Regions from separate parts of the Homo sapiens genome. Here region 1 is linked to region 2. A link is a contact called in ENCODE Hi-C data. All regions are on one chromosome and are shown on one strand. The core of a region is the stretch at or near the end of the contact, and the rest is flanking DNA. Distances in the headings are between cores, read along the strand shown.

Evidence for each region. A loop is a pair of places that touch in the nucleus more often than their neighbours do. Pooled maps may share reads with other maps.
Region 1: a map of ascending aorta shows a loop between it and region 2 (1.8-fold over the local background). The contact joins the enhancer-like site here to the promoter of LINC00840 in region 2. A Hi-C loop is called at or near these places in 2 of 168 maps with a recorded cell type or tissue (aorta and ascending aorta) and 3 of 50 pooled maps.

The regions. Positions count from the first base shown.
Region 1 is chr10:43,958,412-43,964,067 of GRCh38, forward strand. All of the region lies in intron 4 of LINC00841 (long intergenic non-protein coding RNA 841), which reads left to right. Among named protein-coding and RNA genes, the nearest start is that of LINC02659, 49 kb to the left of the region's middle. Within about 2 kb of position 3,185, at least 6 of the 41 ENCODE cell types and tissues checked have a DNase peak (open chromatin) inside an H3K27ac peak, as active enhancers do; they include ascending aorta, where a contact is called at or near this core.
Region 2 is chr10:43,854,770-43,860,663 of GRCh38, forward strand. LINC00840 (long intergenic non-protein coding RNA 840) reads left to right here and starts at 4,642. Exons shown (of 5, transcript NR_038268.1): 1 at 4,642-5,591.

The DNA.
Region 1 (5,656 bases), core at 1,935-4,434, 100 kb after region 2:
ACCAAGAGTGGCAGCCTTGAGACTGGCAGAGCAGGAAAGCCTGCCTACCAGACTGGCTGGGTGAACAGGGCCCTCATCAGAGGCACCCATTCCATCATTCACTTAAGCATCAAATATTTACTAAGTACCCACTGTGTGCACAGTCACCTGCTTACTGCAGGGACAGAGAGGTGGGGAAGGGTAGACCCTGACTTCAACCTCCCCACAGTGCAAAGAAGCAGATGCCCAGAAAATGTTTACACATCCAGATCTGGGATCCAGAAAAGGGAGCAGTCAGCCACATCACCCTTCACCTGAATTTTGCCGTAGCATTACTGTTGATTCCACGCCTATAATGTACCCTTTGCTAGTCCACCCTCCATGTTATCTCAAGAGTGAGTTCTCTAAAAGCACAAAGCTTAAATTCAACCTGACTTTCCATTAAAAGTGGACAGGACTGTTCAGAATCTGCTCCCTCCTCCCTGTACTCTGATGTTCTTCACCTTCCCCTATGACCTCTGTCCCTGCCTGCAGCTCCAGGAATCTGGAATTGTCCTGGCTGTGGGCACTGCTGACTGCCCACCCTGTACTGCTCTCCTGCTCTCTCCTCATGTCCCATTACCCCCTGCCCAGCTCTTGGGAGGAAGGCGGCTTGTCCTCCTTCTCTGCACGCAGCATCCCCTGCGTAATTGACCTGGGGTGGAGAGTCAGGCTGAAGCGAAGATGACTTCCTTTCTGTCTCACTGGTGTGGATAAGAGAGCTTGTAGCGTGTTGCTGTTGGCTGCCCTGAGACAGACCACTGGGGCCACAGCCCTGGGATGAAGCTGAGGGTGAGGACAGTGAAACACATGAGGAGAAGGCAGCTGGGTCCCTGGTGGAGGCATTAAGATGCTGAATGGCACCTCACCTGGAGGCTGACTTGGACTCGAGTTACACACACTTAGCAATGGTTTTTGTTACTAGCAGCCCAAATTCAATAGATGTTGTTCATGCCTCCAATGCCTGTGCACACTCTGTTTAGACACAGGGTGAACACGTGTCCCACATGGCTGGGGACAGCACTGGTTTATGCCTATTGTTTGATTATCATTGGTAACCGCATCCCCTTTCCCTCTCCAGTGTTCCAAATCTGGACAATGGAGTAGGTGTTTCTGCTGCTGGAATGAGGCTGCACAGACATCTGCCTGGCACACTCCTAGCCAGAAGCCTAGAGCATCGCCTCCCTGAGGAGGCTTATCCAGCCTCTCTCTACACGTCCCTGCTTGCCTGAAGGGAATCCCGTACTCCTTTGTAACAGCCCCTGTCATGTGGACATGCTGGTACTGCATGCACTAGACTGCACTGAAATAACTTATATTTATTTTTATTAGATTGTGAGCTCAAGGGGAGGAACCACATGGCCACGTGTGCTCAATAGATGATTGTTAAAGACATAAATAAATCATTCAAGATATATCATTTTCATATAGTAGGTAGGGCCCTCTGAGCCACAAGGTGGCCATGTAATAATTTACAGGGGACAGAGCCTGACAGAGCCTTGGGCTCCTCCTCCAAGGTCATGGGCACTCACTGACCAGCCAAAAGCCGTCAGTGGAGGAATCTTCTGACCCTCCTCGGCTCACTCAGCAGCCTGCAGGGTCTGCCCTCAAGAACCTGGCACGGTGCTCTGGGCTCCATCTGGCCGGGGAGCTGGCAGCAGGACAACACCAACGATACCCCTAAAGGCCCCCAGCTGCTTGGCTGAGGATTTTGTGATGCCTGAGCTGGGTAAGGGCTGTCCCCTACTTCTAGAAGCCAAGGGTCATTTCAATGGACAGGGCCCCAGGGTCCCCACTTCCCATCTCAAAATGAAATGCCCCTTTATTCTTAAGCAGACATCAGGCGTCCTAGAACTGAACTCCATTTGTTATTTCTTTGTTGCTCTTTGTCCTCGTGCACAGGCCTGGGGGCTTCCTTGAATAGTTTCTCTATTGGAAAGACCTGAGTAAAGGGAGGTTGCATGGCTGTAGGTCTTCATTCTGTGTCTCCAGAGAAGGTTCCGTGCAGCCATGTGCTGCCTTCCCTCCTGGGCTGCCCTGGAAAACTTAGTTTATCAGATAGTCCCACCATCCTAGAACAGAGAGGGCAGAGGGGACCCCAGCAAAGGAGATGGCTCCTTAACAAAGAATGTGGGCATCTAGACAAGGAGAGTCAAAAAGAGTCCCCAACATCCTCCTAAAGCCAGCACCACCAATGAGAGTGACACAACCATTGGTGCTGAGAAGCACAGCTTGTGGCCCATGGCGGGGCAGCTCAGCACCCGGAGAGGCCTCCTGCCCTGCCTGCACTGTCCATGGGTCCCATATGGTCCTGGATTCTGAAAGCCCAGAAAGGCAGGAGCTGGAGATTTTGCAGAGATCTGTCAGAAGTAAAATACACCTATCAGAATAAACGCCTAGCATCATAACATGTATTCGGGAAGTTTTCTAGCATCATCTCTGCACTCCCACCTGCTGTCTCCAAACACAGATGGTCCTGGGCCCTCAGCATCACTGACTTGGACTTCTCAACCTCTGTGTATTTGCCCATCTATTTCTATCCGGCAAAACCGTACCAAAACTTTTAAACCCAGTTGAAATAACTTCTCCTACAAAGCCTGCCGTCTACGAGCTTCCAAAGTGGAAGAAATTGGGATTTATTTTTACTCCTAAAAACATTGGACCTCCTTGACTACAGATGTTAGGATCCTAGAGCAACCATGTGAGTGTGTGTATGTGCGCATATGTGTGTGTGCAAGCCCTAGCGACTGTCTGAGATCCCTTGGGGGGAGGCACTGTTTTGTCCAGATTCCCAGAAGTTTCTCTGTTTTGTGGTCCATGCTCTGAAACATTGAATGAGTTGATCACTTGCCTGAGGACTGGAAGGAGACTGCTGGTTTCAGGCAGATGAACTTGAAAATTATGAAGAATGATCTTTTTTCTCTTCTGGTTTGGCAAATAACTTTAATTCTCTAATGGAGAGCTTTAATTGGAACCTTGATTCTATATTCAGAGGTAATGGGCTTTACCAAAAATGGATTGGAGCAGTTCATAAATTTTTCCCAAAATGTTAACATACTACGGGGCCGATAGGGGTTGTTTAGCTTGGCAAAAAAAACTAGCATTAAAGATTAAAATAACAACTTCCTGGATTCCTGTGCAGGCTGCTAACTTGTCCTGGTGTCCTTGGGCCCTGAGTGGACAGTCGTGACATCATCAGTAATGACCATAAATCAGCAAGAATCCCAACCTCTTCATAGTTCTCTTGCAAGAAGTTTGAGGGAACAAACAGGCAGAGTGGGTGTCAAGGAATAATGACTGATAACAGCTAACTTCCTGAGTGCCCATGCCACCCACATCTCCTGTGAGGGCTGTGCCTCGGTGACCTCTGTAACCTCCTTCCAGCCTGCGAGTGGCTGGGTGCCTTCCCCAGGTCGTGTGGCTGAGAACATGTGACTGTACTGGATTTGAGAGTCCAGGTCCCTAACTGCTTTGCTGCACCTTCTCAATTAGAAATAACCTGCAGAGGTTCCAGAACAGAGAGCTTGGCTGAGGCAGAGAGGCGTACTCTGAAGGTTCGGATCTCGTGTTCTTCACTCCAGGCCAGGGACCATCGTGCCCCAGACACAGTGAGGCTGGGCTCTGGAATAGGTCTAGACTGGGTCTGGATCCAGCTCTGTGGAGGGACAGGGTACCTCTGGGCTTGTTGTTCATGCCCTCAATGCGTTGGTGTCTTCATCTGTAGAATGGGGTCTTTATGACATTTAAGGGAGACACTTCATGTGCAGGGCTCAGCACGAAATCTGGGCTTGCGGCGAGACGGAAAAGGAGAATGGGGAGGAGGAGGAAAGGCAATCGTGGCTGCGGGTGTTGGCAGGGCAGGGGGCAGAGTCTGTCTGTCCTCTTGAAATTGCTCCCATTTCTGTGGTCCTAAGAATGTTCAAAGAAAGAAAAATAAGTATTTGCAGACAGGCCCTCAGGAATCTGCTCCCCATGACTTTCTAGTGGCTGCCCTGTCTTTCAGCGCCTTTGGAGCCTGGTGCCCAATTGCTGCTTCTCCTTCACTCTTCCCCTTCTGCCCGCCCTTGCCATCTCTGGGATTGTGGGCTGGCCACTCAGCTGGGTGCCAGGGCTGGTGCTTGGGTTTGTGTGGGGGCCCCAGCACCAGTACTGCACAAATGCAGCCGGGCAACAAGTACTCTGTCCCCTCTCCTGCAGCTCCGCTGAGTGTTATACCCCAGCCCAGGACCATCAGAGGGTGGGACCCTCTGGACCACTCCCTTAAGAGTGACCTGCTGGCTATGGGACATCGGGGCCAGGCCTACCTTCCCGCAAAGTCACAGGGATGTTTCCCACAACTGAGAGGGTTTGGAGCTCTTCCACCCAGCAATCCCTTTGACCTGGAAACCAGGGGGAGAGATTTATGGATCTCCAAGTTAATGAAGCTCAAACACCAGCTGCCTGGGCTTCAGTGGAAGGCATGGCCCTTCGTTCACTTTCTCCATAGCTCTGCCGCTTTCACAGCCAGAGCCAAGATGACCAAATTCCTTACATAACCACAACACTAATTCATCATGTGTGTTTATAATAATGAACACACTTCAAGGCCATTGACAGAAAGCAGCCTCCTGATGGTTGAGTCTCCCTGGTCATGCAGTGCAAAAGCCCATCAGCCAAGCCTCGAGATCCGGGTGAGATGTGACTTATCTTGGGAATGGCTGGCTTTGAAAAATACACACAGAGTGACCCACGGCAGACCCTTAAGCCCTGTTTGCAAGCCCTCATGTATTCTCTGCCTCATTAAAAATGTTGTTTAAAATTGCCGAGGGATAATTAAACAGGCCTGTGGTTGATTTACGGAGGACAAACAGAGCTATGAATGCACAGAAATATTGTGTTGTGGGGGAGGCAATTTATGAAGATAAGGCTAACTGTTGACCAGAGGTTGGCCACAGAAGTGATGTGTCTTGATGATGCTTCAAGTCCACAGAGGCCCAAAGTGTCCAGGTATTACATGTTGACTGCCTGGCCCACATTTTGAGTTTAGTAGCTTTTTAATCTCAATACCCCAACTAACAAATGAAATGAAAGATTGTTGCCCATGCCGCTACCCCACACTCACAGACACATGTTTGGAATTTGAAGTGGAAAACAGGGTGTCTGACTGTGATACTGATGTTGGAGTGGCCCCCACTTCTCAGCACCCAGCCTTGCCTGGCAGCATGGTTGACAATCCCCCAGGTGGTTTTTATGGCAAGTTATAAATCAGAGGGTGTGGGTGCGACTCAGGCACATCTGGGTCCTCATTCTGGGAGTTCTTTGGAGTAGGATGGGGAAGGACATTGTCATTCTCTCTTTGTGTTGATGCTCTTAGTAAGCAAACAAAACACAGAATGTAGCCGAGGCTGCCTTCATAGAGGAGAACCATCCTAGAAGGCAGAGAACATGAGACTTATGAGCCCGTGACCTTCCCTGCCTGGCCAAGCTCCCTGCTGATCCAGGAGCAGCTTCGGTCCATGCCTGGAGTCCTGATGCAGGCCCTGCATCCTGGCAGCTCCTGGAGCTTCCAGCAGCTGAGCCTGGGGCTAGTGTTTTGGGGCCACAGTCTCTGTCCTGTTTGGTCCAGTCCCTCAGTGGTCGGTGGTCACAGGGACACCTA
Region 2 (5,894 bases), core at 3,392-5,891:
CAAAAAGAACCGAAAGGCAGAAGGGAAAATTCTCTCTTTCTCTCCTTGGGCTGGGTTGCCCCTTTTCTCCTGCCTGCAGACACAAGCACTTTTGGTTCTCAGGCCTGCAGACTCAGACTTGAACCTACACTGTTGGCTTTCTTGATTCTCAGGCCTTCAGGTTTGGGCTGAATCACACCACTGGCTTTCCTGGGCTCCAGGGTGTCGATGGCAGATCGTGGGGTCTCTCAGCCTCCACAATCCCATCAGCCAATTCCCATAATCAATCTCTTTTTATCTATATCTATATATAGATATCTCTCTCTCTATCTTATTATTCTGTTTCTCTGGAGAATGCTAATACAGAGTTCTTGAAAAGACTCTGAAAACAACCACATCACCACCAAGGGAACATGGAGCCTCCTGGGTCACGAGAGGCCTGAGAGGCATGGTGGACGTGCCTGAGTTTCCTCTACAGGGTTCTTGTTAAGAGGTGGCCCAACCCATGCTTGGCCACGTTGAGAAAAAGGAAACGCATCCTCCCAAAGGAAGGCCCGTTCCACTGCTGGAGAATTCAGGCTACTGAAAGCTTCTTGCTTATGTGATTTTGCCCAATTCCGTTTCCGAGTCTGTCCCTTTTGTTCTAGTCCCTTCTTTTAGAGGAACATGGAGCAATAACAATGACTCTTACCGAGGCCAATTCTCTATTAGGCTCCAGGCAGCCAAGGTGACAAAGGATGTGTATCCTCATCCTTCAGAAGGTGATAGTTGAGAGGAGCGTGGGAGAAAACCATAAGCCCCCCAAGGTTAGGGTCACATCTATTCATCTGTATTTTGGTGACTAGCAGAGCACCTGGCAAAAAGTAGACTCTTCAGATAGTTTTGAGAGGCCCGGGAAACACAAGAACTACATTACCCTTCTCTAGTTACTCTTCTATCCTGTTGTCAAACTTGGCCTCACCAGTGAAAACCTGCCTCACCTTGGTGGCTACTCCAGCTAAGCTCCTGCTTCCTGCCCTCACAGCTGGCTTACAGCATCAAGCCCCATGGGATGAGTGCTCCATCCTGACTGCCATGTCTGCACTGTGTCTGCACAGTGTCTGTGAGGCCCCATCTGTCATGACCCGATGCTGGCCAGCCTGGCCTGGGCAGAGCTCCGAGGAGCATGTGAGTGCTTGAACACATGCACAATGCAACCCCCACCATGGAGTCTATGCTTCTTGGATGCTCACTCCACGAGGTGAGGGGCATGGGATAGTTGTCTCTGCTCTGTGTGAACTCAGTCTGGCCTGGTAGATAACACAGACATGCAAGGCAACTGTGGTAAGTGACAGAGAAGCTGCCAGTTGGCCCTGTAGTTGAGAGGAAGAGTAATGTGCAGTGTCAGCGTGCTGTCCAAGGAGTTCTTGGCATGGCTGGAGGCACTTCACACCTGAAGATGGCTGGTCAGACCACTGGAACATCCCTCGTTAGGCACCATGTGTCAGAAGCCTCATTAGTGTATCAAGGAATGCTCAGGCTTCCTGGAGGATTCATCCATTCACAGTTGCTAAAAGGAAGCCTACCGTGTGCTAGATGGGGCTGCCCCAGTGCCCTGGGCCAGGTCCCTGCTGTTCAATTGGGTGGGATGAAATATATAAACATGAAATAAATGAAAATATAGGGTGTGCAAGACAGGGCTGGCAGGGAAGGGCTCATGTAGCAGGGACATCTGAGTGAGACTGGCCGGCGGCAAAGGGATGGCCACAGTCTTAGGTCAGGTGAGCAGGAGTGACAGGCGGACTCCATGTGAGAAGGGAAAGGGCACTAGAAGTTGGGGAGCAGCAGGGACCAGGCCCTCCACCTTTGTGACCTTGTCCTGCTGTTTAAGGAGTCCAGTGCATTCTGCATTGGCGATTACCTAGTTAGGGTGACCAGAGTGAGCAAATAAAACACAAGATGCCCAGTTAAATTTGAATTTTAGATAAACAGTAAATTTTTCAGTTGTACTACACAAAGGAACATATTAAAATTCTTTGCTGTGGAGGCAAATATAAAACTAGGTAGAATAGGCAAGGTGTGGTGGCTCATGCTTGTAATCCCAACATTTGGGAGGTCGAGGTGGGAGGATGGTTTGAGTCCAGGAGTTTGAGAGCAGCCTTGGCAACATAGACCCCATATCTACAAAAAAAATTAGCTGGTGTGGTGGCATGCCCCTGTAGTCCCAGCTACTCAAGAGGCTGAGTCAGGAGGATTGTTTGAGCCCAGGAGGTGGAGGCTGCAGTGTGCTGTGATCATGCCACTGCACTCTAGCCTATGTGGCAAAGCAAGACCATGTCTCAAAAAAAAAAAAAAAAAAGAAAGAAAAAGAATAAGAAAATAGGATGTAAGAAGGAAGAGAGAGAGAAGTCACAGTTACCATTGCTAGTGGGAGGTGACTAGGTAGAAAACTCCAGGTTGGCTAACCTCCCTTCAGCTTTGCCAAGAGACCAGTCTATGCCATGGCCAGTGATGGACCCAGCCCAAGGTGCACACAGGTGATTGGGTTGGGGAGAGTGTGGAAGACCAAGTCTGGTTTTCCTTCCCTTCAGAACCCACTACAGAAATGAACAGTGGGGGACTCCAGTTCTCACCCTGGAGCCAAGATGGCAAGGTGACAGCATGTCATAACAGCTGTTCAGAGCTAGGACTCAGGGATCAAGCTGAGCTGCACACCAACTGGGGTGCTGTGGGCGAGCAATCCCTTATTATATCTAAGGCAGATAAGAGAAGGAGTTAACCCCTAAGGATCTTGTAAGGATTAAATTAGTTAATGTAGGGAAAGGTGTTAGTTAAATTCCTGGTCCATAGTATCTATTTTATTTTAATTCCTAAGAAAATATAGTATCTCTGTGTCTGCTTCATCGACCAGACTGTATTGCAGATGGTTTAAGACCAGGCAGCAAATTTGAGGTGGAGTCATGGTTATCAGAATGGCTGCCCAGACCACAAAGCTGATTTATCTCAATCATAACAGCAGCAAATTCCTGTTATTGTAGTGAATCACAGCATGTAAGCGCACAGATGCAGGCGCCGGGGTTCAGAGGGCTGGGTTGTGTGGGGAGGGTAACGAAAAACAGACACTTGCAGGGCCCTAACAATGTGTGTAGCAACTGAACCTGCAGCCTGCTTACACAAAACAGGCCTTAATGAAACTCAGTTTCAAAATGGAATATTTTTCCTAAATGATAAGGTATTGCATATGGTTCTTTTCCCATTGTGTAGTAATTCCTTCTAAAGCAAACATTTTAAAGATTTTAACTGAGGTTGGAAAACTAAAACTTGCCTCAGTATAAAAATGTCGAAGCCATCTGCTAGAAAATCACAGCTCTGCGATATAAAACACCCAGAGCTGTGTTGCTCAAACTAATTTAATCACAAAATACCATTTCCTTGATCCGAAGGGAAACATTTCTACTTGGCCACTAGAGCTTTCTGGAGAAAGGCACTTATATTTGCAGTAAGGTATATTAGTAATTTTGAATTTCAAAGAGAAAACAGAGCAGGGATTTTGGAAAACATATGTTGAAAGGGTAATTTCAATTCTTTGCAGATGAGAAAAGTTTTTGTTAAAACAACTGACAGACACTGAGAAACATGGCCATCAGTTTGAAGGAAAGTAATTGAGTTGTGCAGTTTGCATTTTATTTTGCACACGTTTAACAATTAAAAGCTTTTCTGTACTATGAGAACAAAACCCCCCAAACACCAATGCAATGGCAGAAAGTTGGGAGTCAAATCAGGCAGCACACACACGAACACTGTGTTCACATGATGAGGACCACATTTTTGAGACATTTTCTGAAAAGAACCTGTATATGTGTGTGTGTGTATGTATATATTCTTTTTTCCTGCCAGAATCTCTTGTTGAATGATCATCAAGTTAGTTCTGGAAAATAGGTTCCAATATTGCTCCATTCATTGGCATAGGTTGACTTTATCTTATTCCAATTTAATTGGCAGCTGTTTTCTTAGATAGTTTTGCATAAAATGGTGCTCAGAGAACAAGTAGAGTTTTAAACATGACACAGTCGTGTATTTGAGGATGTTTATGTTATATATGTGCTTGTTAATTTAGTAGTTATGAGTTTAATAATAACTTTGAGCTCTTTAGACATGGATCCTCATATATATTAACAAAATCAGCTGTGTGCCTTAACCAACAGTGAGCATATTTTTTAAAATGGGCCTCTGAATTGAAAATTTAAAAAAACCCTTCAGCATCCTATTAGGATTGATTAACCCACAGGAGGGTAATCCTGGTAAGCAAACGTAACCAAGATTCTCCTTCCCCAGTGATTCCAAGTGCAGCCTGGCTCTCCTGGTCAGGTGCTTCCTTTACTCAATATTTCCTGATCTGTTCCTAGATCCTAATACCACCCTCTGCGTCAACCTGTGAATGCATCCTCACTACCAGGGCTCAGGACTTGGAGCCGGGATTTTGCTGACATGGTCTTTTCTCTGGTTGTCACCTTCCATTTCTTCTTTGGTTTGCCTTTCATTTTAATGCCAGATTTTCTAAGTGTAAGAAAGGAGGGTGGAGAGTGGGCAGAAGTCATTGTTTCCATCATGAAAGTCAACATCAGTATTTCCTGTCCTGGGGACAAACCAGTGCCTCATGTTTCTGGAAACGCTGCAGCATTTAACTTCAATTTTAATCTGGATAACGCCAAAGCTTTTCCTCAAATTCACCCCTGGAGTCAGCTCATAGATGCTCTGATTTTGTCTACCATTGCTCCTCCTTAATATCTCTCGCACAGGTGCCATTGACCTTTAGATGGGCTGTACGGTGTGGGGTTCGGTGCCATGGATCTGCTTCTCCAGGGACCAGGATCTTGAGATCTTCAGGCTGGGTTTCCATGGAGGCATGGAGCTGCTTTTCCTCCTTCATAACTGCACTCAAAACAGCCCTGTTGCTCTAGAATGGAGACTTGGGCAACTCCTTCTGGCACAGATTTGTTCACCTCAGGTGAAATTCAGATAGAAGCAAGCTGCAGGCAGTTTCACCTCTAAGTCCATGGGTTCTCAACTGGTAACGTCCTCTTATGGATGTTAGCCCATGAGGTCAATCCTGTAGCAATCTAAGGCTTGAGAAAAATTAATCTTCTGGAAAATTCCAAGAATACATCTTAGGGAAACTGGCTCTACCTTTATGACTTGGATCACACAAGGATATGCTTTTCATCTTGGACTAGAACTGAGAGCCAATGGATGTGTTATCTAAAACTATCCCAGTGTGTTCACTATACAGAGGAAGATTCTGAGATTCAAGACTCAAGACTGAAGAAGATCATTATTTTTATTATTTTAGTCTTATGCACAAAATGATATCTACTGAATAAGCAGGTTTTTAATAGGTGACTTATATATGTTAGCAAAAATAAACACTTTGTCTTTTAGATCTATTCTAGTTTTTCAGTAGCTGTAGACTTAAGTGCTAACTTTTAGCCCATAGGATAAGAAGAAACCAAGTCCTAAAAGTAGGCCAGCACCAGGGTTCAGGCCTCTGACTTCAAGCCAAGGGCTCATCATCTTGAATTGCGCACGAATTTTTACACAGCGCCAAAGGAAACTGCCTGTACTTACTGTTGTAGGTAAGACAAACCTTTGCTTATTTTTACTTCTCATGAATAAATAGTTGCAAGAAGAACTGCTGAAACAAAGGGCATTAATGAGCTTTTGCTACATATAAATAGGGAGTGTGAACCAGCAGTGTGGCGGAAGAACATTTTCCCCTCAACTACGGCAGGACTATGCGATGTTCTCCAATGAGCTCATCTTGTCAATAATGTGTAGACCTTCATGTGCTTTTTAATTATGTGCTGATTTTATTACAAGTGAACCTGTCCTCTTGTTTGTTCCCTTATACATATTCACTGTCTTTATACCTTTCCTTT